Regions from separate parts of the Homo sapiens genome. Here region 1 is linked to region 2. A link is an interaction called in ENCODE POLR2A ChIA-PET data of the cell type or tissue named here. Cell type or tissue: HepG2. All regions are shown on one strand. Links, peaks and the distances in the headings refer to the core of each region. The heading gives the core; the rest is flanking DNA. Region 1 overlaps ITPKA (inositol-trisphosphate 3-kinase A). Region 2 overlaps TYRO3 (TYRO3 protein tyrosine kinase).

The links. Peaks named below come from ENCODE experiments on the same cell type or tissue, not always from the same donor. Only the 100,000 strongest peaks of a DNase experiment are listed, where the experiment ranks them.
Region 1: POLR2A ChIA-PET joins it to region 2 with 12 read pairs; 9 of 35 experiments call an interaction of 5 or more read pairs at or near these places.

Annotation. Positions count from the first base shown.
Region 1 is chr15:41,494,016-41,499,377 of GRCh38, forward strand. It overlaps ITPKA (inositol-trisphosphate 3-kinase A), which reads left to right. Exons shown (of 7, transcript NM_002220.3): 1 at 1-401. Among named protein-coding and RNA genes, the nearest start is that of ITPKA, 2.8 kb to the left of the region's middle. RefSeq lists silencers at 1-118, 139-318, 429-478. In HepG2, for the core only: a CTCF peak has its summit at 518; DNase peaks (open chromatin) are centred at 496 and 2,216; H3K4me3 peaks cover 2,655 bases.
Region 2 is chr15:41,565,662-41,571,023 of GRCh38, forward strand. It overlaps TYRO3 (TYRO3 protein tyrosine kinase), which reads left to right. Exons shown (of 19, transcript NM_006293.4): 7 at 1,699-1,876; 8 at 2,556-2,701; 9 at 3,217-3,361; 10 at 4,366-4,495; 11 at 4,579-4,679; 12 at 4,943-5,038. Among named protein-coding and RNA genes, the nearest start is that of TYRO3, 9.1 kb to the left of the region's middle. RefSeq lists enhancers at 2,276-2,783, 2,784-3,289, 3,798-4,304. In HepG2, for the core only: a CTCF peak has its summit at 3,059; DNase peaks (open chromatin) are centred at 1,028, 2,370 and 2,970.

The sequences.
Region 1 (5,362 bases), core at 157-5,156, 72 kb before region 2:
GTGTCGGGGAGCTGCGCCTGCTCTTCGAGGCGCGCTGTGCGGCGGTCGCTGCGGCCGCCGCCGCGGGGGAGCCCCGGGCCCGCGGGGCCAAGCGGCGTGGGGGACAGGTCCCCAACGGGCTTCCGCGGGCTCCCCCGGCCCCGGTGATCCCTCAGCTGACCGTGACAGCCGAGGAGCCCGACGTGCCCCCGACCAGCCCTGGGCCGCCGGAGCGGGAGAGGGACTGCCTCCCGGCAGCGGGCTCTTCGCACCTGCAGCAGCCGCGCCGCCTTTCCACCTCGTCGGTCTCCTCCACTGGCTCCTCGTCGCTGCTCGAGGACTCGGAGGACGACCTGCTGAGCGACAGTGAGAGCCGGAGCCGCGGCAACGTGCAGCTGGAAGCGGGCGAGGACGTGGGTCAGGTACGGGCCGCGGGGGCGGGGCCAGCGCCGGGCGCGGGGGCTGCACGGGGGACCTGGCTGGGTGCTCCCGGAGGACCCGCTCCTGTCCATGCTCCCTCCAGCGGAAGGTCCTGTTCTCGCGGTTTAGGAGGAATCTGGGGGTCAGAGGGAGGCGCCTGGCCGACCTCTCGCCTGGGCAACTTTCACCTCGGCTCCGCCGGCGGGTCGTGGCGCTGGCCCTGGGGCGTCTAAGAAGCGGGGCGAGGAGCAGGCGACCCGCCGCGGGGACTGGGCGAAGCGGGGGTAGCGGACCTTGTTGGCTGTGGGTTAGGACAGGAGGGATCGGAGGGGCTGAGCCTTGCCGGGTGAACCCTCGGAAGGAGAGAGGCGAAGGAGAGTTTCCCTTACCCCCCGCCCCCTCTCCGGTGCCGCGGCCGCACCCCCGCCGTTGCCACGGTTTCCCTCTCCTGAGTGGGAGTGGAGCGGCGCTCCAGGCTCTGCTCGGGAGCCGCTGCCGTCTGCTCCCAGCGCCCGCACGAGGCGTGGACGCAGGGGAGGGAGGGGCGTGGGCCTGGGAGCTCTGGCTGGGAGCGGAACGCAGCCCACCCAGTGCGCGCCCTGCCTCCCATCTTCCCGGCTCGCCGCTCCTGAGCGCGGCAGAGAGGGGCGGTAAACTGAGGCTGCAAGGGGGCAGGATCACTCTGCTAGTCTCTGCCTCTGATAGCCTGGGTGTTCTGGGACCAGGTCTGACCCTCGGAAAACACAGCCCTGGGCACTGTTAAGTCATTCCTGACGCCCGCCACTTAGGGATGTGCGGCTCCCGGGACACCCTCCTTGTTCCCCTCGTTTTAACCAAGGCCAAATACCTTGAATAACTGTCCGTGGTCAGCGCGAAGGACTTTCTTTAGATCCACGTTTCGCAAGTGTCCCTGAGGCCGAGGAAGAGGCGAGGGGCGCCCCCGGCCTCGGGCGTCTGGGGCCTGCCCATAAGTCCGGGTCGGCGCGGCGGGGCGGGGAGAGCTGTGGCCGCGCGCCTGCTCCGCCGCACAATCGGCTGGGACAAGGCAGGGAAGCTGTGGCGACCTGCAGGGGTTCACAAGCCCGGAGGCCGATGGGGTTTGTCAGTGACACCAGAGGGGAAAAGCCTCACAGAGCAGGAACACCCCCCGCCGCCAGGTGCTGGGTGCGCCGGCTCGGTCACTAGCCTGCCGCTTCCCCTTCTTCCCCGGTGGTCAGAGCAGCCCCGGACCCAGGATCGTTTCTGGGGTAACCCTTGCCTAGGTCGGGGGGCGGATGCCGGGGCTTCCCAGGATGTGGAGTGTGGGGCAGTGAGAGGCCCCCCGCCCCGCCTCTTCGGAAAAGCCTGAGCAGCAGCTCCCGGGGCGCGGAAGCTCTGACACCTGAGAGCCGGTGCAGGCGAAAGGGCGCGAAGCGCGGGCGCGTCCCGCTTCCCTCTTCCGCCCGCAGGGACTCGGCGAAGTGCCTGGGAGAGGGAGTGCGCTAGGAGGAGGTCCTGCGGCCCAAGCCTGGGTGTAGAGACCGCCCCGGCTAAGGTCAAGCCTCGGGGACCTGGGCGACCCCGCCGCCCTCCGAGCCGTCGGGAGCCGGTGCAAATCGCCGCTGAGGGCCCTTCCAGCTCCAAGGCTGCGGCTTCCAGGCCTTCCCCACCCCCAGGCCCGCCGGGGCCTCCCCGAAGTCAAACAGCCACAGCGGCGGCAGATAAGCCAGGGGCTGTTGACAGAGGCTGCCTGAGTCCGTGTGGAAGGGCCCAGGGCGGACTTTGCCTCGCCGCAGGTCCCAGAGCCGCACAGCGCGCCGGCCCAGGCCAATTTAGGGCTTCCCCAGGCAGGAAGCAAGGCTGGTCCGGCTGACCGTGAAGGATGCACGTGGGCCGGACTCTAGGACTCCCGGCTTACCAGCCCCTTACGCGCGGCCCAGGCAGGCCGGAGCCCAGGAAGTTTCTGCCTGCCTGCCTGCCTACCTCTCTGCCTGGGGCATACGTAGTCCCCTTCACCTCCTAGGAGCCCTCTCCAGCCTGCCCAGAGCAGGGAAATTGAAACTGGGCAGCCTCACTCCGGCAGAGGAAAAAGTCACAGGCAGGCTTTTCCTAACCAGCCAGGGGAGAAGTTGGAGGCCCACCCGCAAGGTCAGCTGCATGACTCTATGGCCTTGCCTGCCTCCTCAAACAATTGTGGGGTATTGCTGGAGGAAAAGAGAGGGTGTTTGGCTCCTGTTCATCTGGTTTTCTTCTTTCTGTGCTCCAGGATAGGTAAGGAGACCTGGATGCCATCCCCTCCTGGACTCAGAATTCCCACACATCGCTTTCCACTAATTATAGAGCAGAATTTAGGTTAACAGACTTCCTTTTTAAACAGCTAATGCCCATGGGAAGGTGAAGTCGTGGGTCACTTATACCTTAGTGCAAATCGTTTTATAAATTTAAACTGATTGCTCTTCCCACCACCACGACCACAGGGAGTGCTAGTTTGATAGGGCAATTGGAACATGGGGAGGGTATTGGGCTGGTAGAGAGCTTCAACCAGAGCCTGGATGACTGGAGGCAGGGAGCAAGGGTGAGTGCCAAAGACAGAGCACTCACCCACCTGCTGGTCTGCTCCAGCAGAAGATACACTGTGTATCTGGCATGAGCAGGTGTCTTCAAGGCTTCCGAATGGAGCTTAGACAAAGGAGGGTCTGAGGCTAGTATCCAGCCAAGCCCTGCCCAGAGAGAGGTACTCCCTGTTCAGCCCTAGGAGTGAGGAATTATCAGAGGGCCCTCCTGTGACTTCATTAAAGTCTCTCACACAGTCAGCAATCCTAGCCTTTGCCTCAAGATACCCAGGTAGCCTCTGGCTGTGTGTTAGTCTCCCAGAGAGGGCACCTTCATGGAGGGAGGCCCGAGCCAGAGGATGTTCAAGCTTCTCCCGGGTTCAAGCGATTCTCCTGCCTCAGCCTCCCGAGTAGCTGGGATTACAGGCACCTACCACCACACCGGCTAAGTTTTGTATTTTTAATAGAGATGGGGTTTCACCATGTTGGCCAGGCTGCTCTCGAACTCCTGACCTCAAGTGATGCATCTGCCTTGGCCTCCCAAAGTGCTGAGATTACAGGTGTCAGCCACCGCGCCTGGGCTTACATTCATTTTTAAAAGCGTGATGTTCTCTGGGGGAGGTATCTCCCTAAGGTGGAAGGTGGCAGTGATTTGAGTTCCATGACACTTGCACAACTCCTGCCATGCTTGGCCATACCCATTACTGGCAGGGGGGCTAAATCCTGTCATAGCAACCTCAGGTGGTAGGACGGAGGACTCAGATGAGATAATAGGTATGAAAATCTTTTGTAGGCTGGGAGCAGTGGCTCACACTTGTAATCCCAGCACTTTGGGAGTCCAAGGCGGGAGGATCACTTGAACCCCGGAGTTCGAGGCCAGCCTGGGCAACATAGCAAAATCCTGTCTCTACTAAAAATACAAAAAAAATGTCACGGTGGCTCACACTTGCAATCCCAGCACTTTAGGAGGCCATGGCAGGTAGATCACTTGAGGCCAGGAGTTTGAGACCAGCCTGGCCAACATGATGAAACCCCGTCTCTACTAAAAATATAAAAATTAGCCAGGCGTTGGTGGTGCACGCCTATAATCCCAGCTACTCAGGAGACTGAGGCAGGAGAATCGCTCAAACCTGGAAGACAGAGGTAGCAGTGAGCCGAGATCGCACCACTCAAATAAATATGTACATACATACATACAAAAATACAAAAAATCAACCAGGCATGGTGACTCACATCTGTAGTCCCAGCTACTCTGGAGGCTGAGGTGGGAGGATCACCTGAACCCTGGAAGTCCAGGATGCAGTTAGCTGTGATCGCACCACTGGACTCCAGCCTGGACAATGGGAGTGAGACCTTGTCTCAAAAAAAAAAAAAAAAAAAAAGTATTTTGTAACCTGCTAGCTAGGACTGGCCTTAGTTGCTGCTGCTCTTGATTCTTATGAGATGCAGAAAACCAAGGTCAAGAGAGTAGGTGATGACACCATTTTACCCCTGCTTGGGAGCAGGTCCATCAATCAAATGGTAGTAGCCCAGGTTTTTAGACACACATCAAATCCTCTTCTGCCAGGCCCACCTGCCAGCCCTCCTCACTGTTTCTGCACAGTTCTAAAAGGATGGTTCAGTTCCCTCACCCTGCCTAACCCAAGGCAAGTTTCCTCTTCACTAAGTCCATTCTGGTCCCACTATCCCCTAAATTCTTCTAGCAGGTCCCTACAGCCATTAAACTCATTCTTTTGGATAAAGGCAAAGGTGGCCATCCAGTAGAGAAGGGCCCCCAGGCAGGTCTCAGTGTTCCCCAGAAGTCAAAACTCAGACTGCCTTATTGCTGCACATCACTTCACCACGCACAAAGCACTTTCTCAGGCCACATCCCATTTAACCCCCAAAGGGAGGCAGGATGGTAGCATCCTGCTGGGGATACTTTGGAACCTGCTGGGGCAGTTGGAACTTGGGGAGGGAGGATGGGCTGATAGCTTCAGCCAGAGATTGGGAGGCTGGAGGCAGGGCATGAGGGGATGTAACTCCCCTTGATTTCCTTCTGTAAAATGGGAATGATACCACTTCACGCACTTGCTATGCATGTGCATTCATTATGGCTCTCAAACTGAGTGTGGGAGAAGGGGGTACAGGATGGTGCTGCTGAATATACATGGCACATACATCATCTTCCTGGAATTTTACTTGAGGGTTTGGAGGTGGTGAGTTTTATAATAAAACTTGGATTTATTATGCAGCAGAATGCAAACCTGGTGTGTATTTAAAGATTTTAAAAGGAGTTTTGAAAGTGATGTCATGCTTCTAGTGGGCTGCTTCTGGCTACACCCCCAGATCCCTGGGGATTGGGCACGTGATCACACCCTAGTGTGCCATGTAAGGGCTTCAGTAGGAAAGTGGGAGCAATGCTGCCTGATGGAAGATGAGAAAGTGCCTGA
Region 2 (5,362 bases), core at 220-5,219:
CAAGTGATCTACCTGCCTCAGCCTCCCAAAGTGCTGGTATTACAGGCATGAACCAGCACACCCAGACGAGTTTTTCTTACTTAGGTGAAAGCTCAAACCTTTGCTGATACTCACCCTATCATGCTCCACCTTACCCCCCAACCCCCACTCAAGCCAAAGAGAACAAGATGACCAGAAGGGGCCCTAAGCCTTGGAGAGTGGAAAAACTGTGTAAGGTGATACTAAAAACAAGAGGCAATGCAGGCTTGCTCATTTTCATCCGTTTACTCAAAGGCCATTTAATGAGTACCTTTCAAAACTGTTCTGGGCAGTTCCCCTGGGCAGGAGGGGCCCCTGCTCTGGGCTCCACCATTTAGAGAACCCTACTGAGGTTGGGCACAGTGGCTTATGCCTGTAATCCCAGCACTTTGGGAGGTGGAGACGGGAGGATTGCTTGAGCCTGGGGGTTCAAGACCAGCCTGGGCAACATGGCAAAACCCTTTCTCTACAAAAAATACAAAAATTATCCAGGCACAGTGGCATGCGCCTGTACTTCTAACTATTCAGGAGGCTAGAGTGGGAGGATGACTTGAGCCTGAGAAGTCAAGCCTGCGGTGAGCCGAGATCATGCCACTGCACTCCAGCCTGAGTGAGTGACAGGGCAAGATCCTGTCTCTATTAAAAAAAAAAAAAAAAAAAAAAAAAAAAAGAGGATCCTACTCTGGCCCTCCTTTGGCCACACCCCTTTCCCCGGGGCAAAGAGCCTACAGGGCCAAGAGGATATGCCCATCCAGATGGCAAGGACCCCCTCACTGCCACACTATACTATAGCTATTCAGGATCTCTTGCCCTAATGGTTCTGAGTCTGCTTCTGGGGTCTGTGTGGGCCTTTTCCCTGTTCCATCTTCCCAAGGATGGACCGCAGTGTGATATGACCACCTCTAAGCCCAAGGGGCAGCCATTCGTGAGGGGGATGGGAATGGAGCTTGGATATGCAGTCAGCATTGTCCACGCCTGTGCACATGAGGCCCCTCATGGTGCAGACCTTGGCTTCAGGCCAGCTCTTCCAGTGCCTCCTCATTCTGACTCGGGACTCCAGGGATTTGGAGAGTTACAAATGCAAACCTGATCTCCCAGGTTGTTTTGAAGGTTTATTGGTCAAAATATTAAGAGAGAAACTATTTAATAGTTTGTTAGCTGATTTATAATGTTTAAATATTTAGACATATAGTACGTGGATCTCTTTGTACTCTTGCCCTGGGCCCCCAAAATGTAAGATGAAGGGCTGGTTCATAGTGCCCTAGGCTCCCAGTTTTCTCTGAGCTTCAGAAGCTCTAGAACTTTGGAGTGGCATGTAAACAGGCACAGTAAGTGGTAAGTATACCCTAAGAGTTTCGTACCAAGTACAAAAGGACAAGAGTTTTCTGGAGTGGTTGAGAAAGGCTTTCACCAAGAAAGTGATATTTGCACTGAGTCTTAAAGGATGAGTAGGCCTTTGCTAGGAAGAGCAGGTCATTCCAAGTGAAAGGAACAGCATTTGCAAAGGTATGAAGATGTGGAACCCTGTGTATTATTGGGGTGGGGGCAGATGGGAGGGCGTGGGTTGCAAGTGTTTGCTGATAGAGGAAGCATTCATTCAAGCACCCATAACTATACCCATCCCATCTTCCATCTCTCACAGGCTCTCCCCTACATCATTAGTTTTCTGCTTTTCTGTAGGTGACACAGGCCCCAGGAGGCTGGGAAGTCCTGGCTGTTGTGGTCCCTGTGCCCCCCTTTACCTGCCTGCTCCGGGACCTGGTGCCTGCCACCAACTACAGCCTCAGGGTGCGCTGTGCCAATGCCTTGGGGCCCTCTCCCTATGCTGACTGGGTGCCCTTTCAGACCAAGGGTCTAGGTAAGGGATGCATAGAGCAGAGCGGGTGGGCAGGGCTGGAGCCGGGAAGGGGGCCGTGTTGGCTGGAGTTCTGAATGGTGCTGGTAGAGATGGAGGTTCAGGCATCATTCGGCAAACATTTACTGCATATAACTACATACCACCTTGTAAGTAGTTCTTGTAGGTGGAACAGATAAGCAAACTGGAAAAGATCAGATAATGTGGTTGATAAAGAGTGTCCCCAGGTGGTTAAGGAAACCCCCCCTAAAAAGGTCTGAAGGATAAAGATCTGAAGGATCTGGGATCTGAACGATAAAGAAGAAGCCATGTAAATATCTGGGGGAAAATCACTGCCGGAAGAAGGCACAGCAAGTGCAAAGACCCTATGACAGGAACTTGCTTGGCAATTGCAAAGAGGCTGGCATAGCTGTGAGAGGGGAGTGGTAAGGGGTGAGGCAGAAAGGCAGTAACCATGGTGATGAAGAGCAACACTGCCGAGCTGGGGTGCTGCCTGTCCTGCCCATTGCTTACCCCTCCCCCAGCACAGTGGGTGAGAGCAGTCAGAGCTGGGAGGTGAACCCTTCCCCAGTTTGTGCCTCTCAGAGCTGTTTAGTTCTTGGGAGTTGATTCCAAAGGTCTGCATGGAATTATGATGGTGGGAAGGGCAGGGGTCTTAGCAATCTTCTCTCTTTGGCTGCAGCCCCAGCCAGCGCTCCCCAAAACCTCCATGCCATCCGCACAGATTCAGGCCTCATCTTGGAGTGGGAAGAAGTGATCCCCGAGGCCCCTTTGGAAGGCCCCCTGGGACCCTACAAACTGTCCTGGGTTCAAGACAATGGAACCCAGGTAAGACAGAACCCTCCCCTCTCTCCACTCTCCTGGAGTATAAGCCTTCAGGGTTCTAAGGCCTTTAAGAATTTCAAAATGATTGTCTTTGGTGGGCCTGGGTCTCCCGCAGCCCCAGGGAATCCTTTCCTCCTCACCCTCCTCTGCAAGCTCCACTTCTCAAAGGATTATGTCTCCTGTTAGGGTTGCATCCTGTGTGCACTTTGTAAATAAAGCAGGAAGCACATTCCTGCTTGAGCTGGGGGAGGGCACAGATAAGGCTTTGTCCCCAGCTCAGTTCGCTCCCATCCCCCACCTGTGCATTCCGGGACTGAGCCTTGTTTGTGTTCTGGAGAGGCCCCTGCAGCCGGGAACAGGAATGTGATTACTCCCAGAAGGTTGTGTTCCTGCAGCCCCTGAACCCACAGTGCCCCTATACTCCCATGTTCCCAGCTGGACCTTTTTCTGTCCTCAGGCCCCAGCTGGAGGCCTTCTCCCCAGGCTCACTATGGGGTGGGGGCTTTTCCTGGCTGCAGGATGAGCTGACAGTGGAGGGGACCAGGGCCAATTTGACAGGCTGGGATCCCCAAAAGGACCTGATCGTACGTGTGTGCGTCTCCAATGCAGTTGGCTGTGGACCCTGGAGTCAGCCACTGGTGGTCTCTTCTCATGACCGTGCAGGTGAGGCTTGTAGGTGGAGAGGGGCAGAGGCTCAGGGGATCAAGGTTTTCAAGGGCAACCTAGACTGATGGGAGGAGCCTAGTAGCATCTCCCCTCCTAGTAGACCCACAGACAGAGTGAAGAAGTTGAGGCCAGGGCTGTTTAAACTATCTTGGCTGGGCATGGTGGCTCATGCCTGTAATCCCAACATTTTGGGAGGTTGAGGGATCGCTTGAGGCCGGCAGTTTGAGACCAGCTCTGGCAACATAGCAAGACTCTGTCTCTACAAAAAAATTAAAAAAAAAAAAAAAAAACAATTAGCCTGGTGTAGTGACATATGCCTGTTAAGCCCAGCTGCTCCAGAGGCTGAGGCAGGAGGATTGCTTGAGCCCAGGTGTTTGAGGCTGCAGTGAGCTATGATTGCACCACTGCACTCCAGCCTGGGCAACAGAGTGAGTCTGTTGTCTCTAAAGAAACAAACAAATAAGGCCAGGAGTGGTGGTTCACACCTATAATCCCACAACTTTGGGAGGCTGAGGTGGAAGGATTGCTTGAGTCTAGGAGTTTGAGACCACCTTGGGCAGCAAAGTGAGACTTTACCAAAAAAATTTAAAAATTAGTCAGGTGTGATGTTGCACACCTGTAGTCCCAGCTACTTGGGAGGCTGAAGTGGAAGGATTGCTTGAGCCCAGGAGGTTGAGGCTGCAGTGAGCTGCAACTGTGCCCCTGCACTCTGGCCTGGGCAACAGAACAAGACTGTGTCTCAAACAAACTATATCTCATTCTCCTCTCTCTGCCCCAGAACTGGCATAGAAATCCATGGTCACCCTCTAGGTCACAACAGCCAGGGCCTGTCTCTGACCAGGTAGGAAGGACTCTTAGGCATTCCTCTGGAGCCCCTTTCCCTCAGGACCCTTATTGACCTAGAGGAGCCCCTTGAACCAGCTGGATGGCCATCCTGGGAAAGTTCTGAAGGGACCTCATGGTGTCATCCTAGCTCATGCCACTGCACCTCCCTCCCACAGGCCAGCAGGGCCCTCCTCACAGCCGCACATCCTGGGTACCTGTGGTCCTTGGTGTGCTAACGGCCCTGGTGACGGCTGCTGCCCTGGCCCTCATCCTGCTTCGAAAGAGACGGAAAGAGACGCGGTTTGGGTAAGGGGATGGGGATGTGGAGGGAGAGGCAGGTAATGATGAAAGACCTTGGAGCTGACCCCAAATCCTGGGTTTTCCTTTAGGCAAGCCTTTGACAGTGTCATGGCCCGGGGAGAGCCAGCCGTTCACTTCCGGGCAGCCCGGTCCTTCAATCGAGAAAGGCCCGAGCGCATCGAGGCCACATGTGAGTGGTGGGTGATCGTGGGAAGGACAAATGGGCTGTCTTGTGCCCCATCTGCATTCTTTTACCAAATTATTAATTTGACTGATATGTCTGAACATCAGTGAGCCCCAGGCACACAAATCTGCCTGTGTGGAGTTCACCACCCCAGCCGTGGGAGACCTAAGCTCATCTCTATGCTCTGAGGGCAGAGTCTGGGGTATAAGAGGCTGGGTTTTGGCTCAGGAATCAGAGATCCCTCTTTCCCACAAACCCTTTCCCCACAGTGGACAGCTTGGGCATCAGCGATGAACTAAAGGAAAAACTGGAGGATGTGCTCATCCCAGAGCAGCAGTTCACCCTGGGCCGGATGTTGGGCAAAGGTATGTGAGGCTGTGTGGGGATGGGCATGGCTGGTTTGCTGTAGCTGGAAGTGTTTGGTTGCCCCTGTCACTTTGAGGCTGTGGGTTTGGGTCGGTTGCCGTAAACAAGATATGCTTGTAGACTCCTGAGTGTGGGATGTTTGTGGGGAATGGTGGCTGGAGACAGGGAGGGCTGAGGAGCTGCTCCCAGCATGCTCTTGCTTTGGCTACTGGCAAGGGTGCCTTCTCCACTGGCCCCAGAGTCTGCTGACTGTGTTCCCATGGAGGGTCACTTGGGAGGAAGGTTGGCAGGGAGCAGAGAGCCAAGGAGACTCTCCCTTACTT